Regions from separate parts of the Mus musculus genome. Here region 1 is linked to region 2. A link is a loop called in an ENCODE intact Hi-C map of the cell type or tissue named here. Cell type or tissue: left cerebral cortex. All regions are shown on one strand.

The links. Peaks named below come from ENCODE experiments on the same cell type or tissue, not always from the same donor. Only the 100,000 strongest peaks of a DNase experiment are listed, where the experiment ranks them.
Region 1: a loop joins it to region 2, with 2.8 times the contacts of the local background. A loop is called at or near these places in 4 of 42 quality-filtered maps.

What each region holds. Positions count from the first base shown.
Region 1 is chr5:150,068,922-150,071,421 of GRCm38, forward strand. Rxfp2 (relaxin/insulin-like family peptide receptor 2) reads left to right here. Exons shown (of 18, transcript NM_080468.2): 17 at 1,259-1,477. Among named protein-coding and RNA genes, the nearest start is that of Gm38755, 8.0 kb to the left of the region's middle. In left cerebral cortex, a CTCF peak has its summit at 1,414 (motif pointing left); a DNase peak (open chromatin) is centred at 1,393.
Region 2 is chr5:150,019,909-150,022,408 of GRCm38, forward strand. All of the region lies in intron 1 of Rxfp2 (relaxin/insulin-like family peptide receptor 2), which reads left to right. Among named protein-coding and RNA genes, the nearest start is that of Rxfp2, 2.5 kb to the left of the region's middle. In left cerebral cortex, a CTCF peak has its summit at 1,159 (motif pointing left); a DNase peak (open chromatin) is centred at 1,150.

The DNA of each region.
Region 1 (2,500 bases), 49 kb after region 2:
AGGATTCTGGGTGGGAGCTGTGTTCCAGGAAAAATCGGTGGGTTCAAAGTGGACCCCAGCTCCAAGGGCCAGCCAGGCCCAGTTGAAGTGCTAAGGAAGTTGGATGTGGCTGGCTTTTATAGCTAAGGCGCGAGACTCTGATTAAGGTGCGAGACTCTGTAGATTAAGCACCTATAATAGAATCATTTTATTTTATGCTAAGCTAAACTCTCTGACAAGAAGCCTCAGACAAACCAGTGTTATAAAATCCTATTGTATGACAATAGAGTGAGCCTGTGGACTAGGAAATGCTGTGGATAAAAATAACCTTGAATTTAAACTGTTTCCCCAGCCATTACCAGTTTTCCACACAGTCTAAATTCAGTTTAGGAATGTTTTTAGAAGCTCTGGAAATATATGCAAATTTTATGCTCATTAAAAGAAATTTGATAATCACTATTTTGGATGTTTTATAACAGCAAGAATAAAGCAAGTGAGAGAAACAAGAAATCGGTGTTATGGGGGGTATCTGTGAAACCATTTGGCCCCCAAAGAGTGATTCATTTAGTTGGATCTTTAACATTTTTATCTCTTTCCTAAATGGAGTTTGTTTAAAGGGTTCTGAACCACAGTAGTTTAAATTACTGTGGGCAAAAGTAAACAAAAAGAGCATTTTGGTTTTTATGTGTTATATTTATTGAAATGGCCAAAGCTTAAAGAATAGTGCTTCCAAGGCAATTATATTCGTGATAAATTCTAGGATTATTTTATTCATATGTGTAAGACAAGGAACTGAGATTGTTATCTATTTCTGAGATGTGCATTACAATCTCAGAATCACCTTAAGGGGTGACTTTCCAGGAACTAAAATCAAAACCAAGTGTGCATGTGGTGTGTGTGTGTGTGTGTGTGTGTGTGTGTGTGTGTGTGTGTGTGTGTGTGTGTGAAAGAGAGGGGGGGGGGAGGAGAGGGGAAGAGAGAGAGAGAGAGAGAGAGAGAGAGAGAGAGAGAGAGAGAGAGAGAAAGAGAAGGGCAGTCTGACTTCATAGTATTCTAGATCTCAGCTTCCAACCCTAATTCTTCATAAAGGACATATGCCTTTGAAATCCTCTTTTAAGGCTAATAGAAACCCAAATTCTTGGGAAGTTTAGCGACAGAGCTCTGAGGACATAGGAGAAGGGGCTTCTGGGAAAGGCCAGTGCCAGGTGCTGTATCAACAGTCTGATGCTTCTCTGCCGGCCACTCAGAGAGTGTGAAACGAGCGTACTTTTCCCAACAGGTGTGAACTTGCTGGCTTTCCTCGTCATCGTGATTTCCTATGTCACCATGTTCTGCTCCATTCATAAAACAGCCCTTCAGACTGCAGAAGTGAGGAGCCACATCGGGAAGGAGGTGGCTGTTGCAAACCGGTTCTTTTTTATCGTGTTCTCTGATGCCATCTGCTGGATCCCTGTGTTTGTCGTTAAGATCCTGTCTCTCCTTCAAGTGGAGATACCAGGTCAGTCCTCTTCCTCATCCCCAGGTACAGTGCCTTCTCAGGCCCTTCGATTGACAAGGCCAGAGTCTAGAACAGTGCCTTGCACATAGTTAATTCTTCATAAATACCTATGGCATCGGTACAAACAATTAACACTCCCACCCCAGTGTTTTATATTTAGTATTCTAAGTATCTTGCTTCTACCTGAGCTAGCTAGTGGTTCTTAGCCAAGAATATAAATGAAAGATAGATACATACATACATATATACATACATACATACATACATACATACATACATACATACATACTGTCTTAGTTTGGGATTTATTGCTGTGAAAGTCATCTTGACCAAGGCAACTCTTATCAAGGACATTTACTCAGGACTGGCTTAGAGTTTCAAAGGTTCAGTCCATTACCATCATGGCAAGTATCATGGCAGCATCCAGGCAGACATGGTGCTGGAGGAACTGAGAGTTCTACATCTTGTTCCACAGGCAACAAAATGGGACTGACTGTCTTGGGCAGGCAGCCAGGAGGAGACTCTCCTCCACACTAGGCAGAGCTTGAGCATAGGACCTCAAAGCCCACCCCCACAGTGATATATTTCCTCCAACAAGGCCACACCTGATAATAGTGCCATTTCCCATGCCAAATATATTCAAACCACCACGTGTATGTACATACATAGACAGAGAGATAAGTAGGTAGGTAGATAGATAGATAGATAGATAGACAGATAGATAGATGATAGTTAGATAGATAGATAGATAGATAGATAGATAGATAGATAGATAGATGCATGCATGCATGCATACATACATACATACATACATACATAGAATCTCTGGTTCCACCAGGAATTCTAGATTGGTACCTGGGGGCCAAGGCATGCACAGAGGTATCTGCTCAATTCCCCCCATGATTCAGATACTCAGATCCAGATAGAATCATCAACCCTATTCCAAAGTCCTCACCATGAAGCAACATATCAGGCTTTGAAGGGCTACGCAACTCATGGAAACACCCTGACTTCACAGAGAAA
Region 2 (2,500 bases):
CCCCATGTACCCAGAGCAGTTTCAATTTTGCATTCTAACCTCTCCTGCATGCAAATCTATTCTCTAAAAAGAAACAATAAATTCTTCTCTCAGGAAACCACAGCTTTAGAAACAGGGGTCTGATTTGATTTAAGATCTAAAAGCAGAAGCCTGTGTTCTGTCTTTAGTCATAATATTCAATTTTGGAGGATGGCTAAGAATGAGTGATTGAAAGAGTCCTTGGAATCTTTAACCGGTGCTCCAAACTCTAACCACCGCTCACCAAATTACCCATTCTGTGCACTTGAGTAGGCTTGCGCTGGCCTTTCTGACCCCCCAATCACTTCGAAGCGACTGCGTATGGTTTTGCTGTAGTGCACTGGGCTCTGAAAAGTGGGAGAGAAAGGGAGAAGAAAAAGATCATTTTGGATCTTTCTAAATGCCTGACTTCAGATTTATATCTTGGACCTAAAAATAGTTCAGTCCTCTGCTCCGTTTTATTTTTTGAAGTTTGTGTTACTTTCCCTCATTTTAAACCTTTCTATTTACAGTAACTCACTATAGAAGTGCAACGTGTCGTCCTGACATCTTATGAAATTGTAATTATTTGTTTAGTGATTGCCAGAGATTTTGCGTTTCCTCATACAATTCTTGACAGTTAAAATAGTAAGGCTCTCTGTCACGACCAAACAAAGGCCATTATTAATTTTTTTTTTCCCCTCAGAGTAAAACTTGCTTTCAGAAGTTAAGTCTGAGTGGTTGGTCATTTTTTTTAGGGCAGTATAAGTAAGCCACATGATTGACTGTTTTCTCTTTGGGCCACGGTCACTCAAGTGCTTAAGAAGTAAGTGACATTTACTGTCTTAATGCATTAGCCAACAGCTCCAACCTTCACAACCTAACTAACGCCACTTCATGAGTTTTGCTAACCGGCCCCAAACCACCCTAAAAAGACTTTTAATGAATGGATAGGGGCAGTGTTAACTCAAAACAGTTAAACTCAAACAGTGTGCTTAGGCAGAAAATTAAAGTCTCAAGTATGGAGAATCCTGCTTGATAACTTCCACCGGTTATAGCCTCAAGTCATTTGCTGCTCCTTAATAAATGTGATCCTTCTTCGAAGCAGAGCCCTGGCTCCATTCTGCAGTCAGCAGTGTTTGAGGTCCCCCTAGTGGCCAAATTGCGCCTAGGCCTTAAGGGGGTGCTTTCCAAACCATGGGTCATTTAACTGCATCGCTAGGACTACAGAAACGCTTCTCCAACTACATTTTAATTTCACACAATTGCATCCATGCTGTGCCCAGCTGTGAAAATCAACTGTACTTCAACCCAATCCTCTTGAAAATCTTTCTCGCCAGTAATGGAAAAAATAAGTTTGCTCGCTTGAGGCAAAAACAGAGCCTGCTTGGGGTGAGCGAGCTGGGACCCCAAAGTCACTGCATCCTCAGGTGTGTAACCTCCAGAGGCGTAGCTCTGCACATTCTGCTGCAGGTGCATGTGAAGAGGCACAGGCAACTGCAGGAAAGACTTTCAGAATACCTTCCACTTGAACCCAAGACACAAAACTGGGACGCTAATAATGAAAAGCTGCGTGCTTTTTAAATCTTAAAAAAAAAAAAATTGCAGTCTCAAATAAAATTCAGCTAGTAACAAATTATCTGGGGTAAGGTAGTTATGCAATCATAAACTCACGGAGCTTTTAGAACGAGTCAGCGTCCCCAAACTCCATCTTTTACTTATTCAGTAAATGTGTAACTTGCTAATTAAGCAGAATCAATGTGTTTGTTTTACAAGGGAAACACTAATGAAGGTATGAGGGGGGCGGGGAAATTGCGTGGAAACAATTCTTTTTTTTCCCCCGTGTGCTTAATTTACAGTACGTTAATTTCTTGTGGCTATACTTCCAGAGGAGAAAGAGACCTAGAAGTGTTCTGAATATACAAAATGCCCTCCAAAAACAATTAATTTAGCATTCACATGATAAAGAGCCTTTTGAAAGGTTAACACTAGAAAGAAATTGCACTAGCCAGGTTGTGAAGCAAAGGGCCGTTCCAATGTGTTCAGTGACAAGGGACAGAATCCCAGCCTTCCTTTCTTCCCTGTCCTCCTGCCCACCAGTCACAATTTGGCCCCTTGCCTCTGTTCCTGGTGACACCTCCTGCTCCCTTCTCTCCGACTCCTAAGTAGGAGGCTTGTCTGGTTTTGTTGTGGTTTTTTGTTTGTTTGTTTTTTGCTTTCATTTTGATTTCACCTTTCTAATTGGCTTGTAAAAATTGTATGGGGACCATGTGATGTATCTGTATGTGCCCACGATGCGATGTTCAAATCATCAGAATCAACAAATACTTTGGTACATTTTTCTTTTCTTCACAAGCAAGTCCTTTAATACCCTTTTTGTCAGCCTTAGTTTTACGTCTGACATGTGTTGATTGTTCCCATCAATAGGGGTCGGTGTGAGGAGTCCGTGGAGTACCAGTCAAAGCAAGGATCATTTGAATTTCCCTGCCCTTCACGTCTCCTC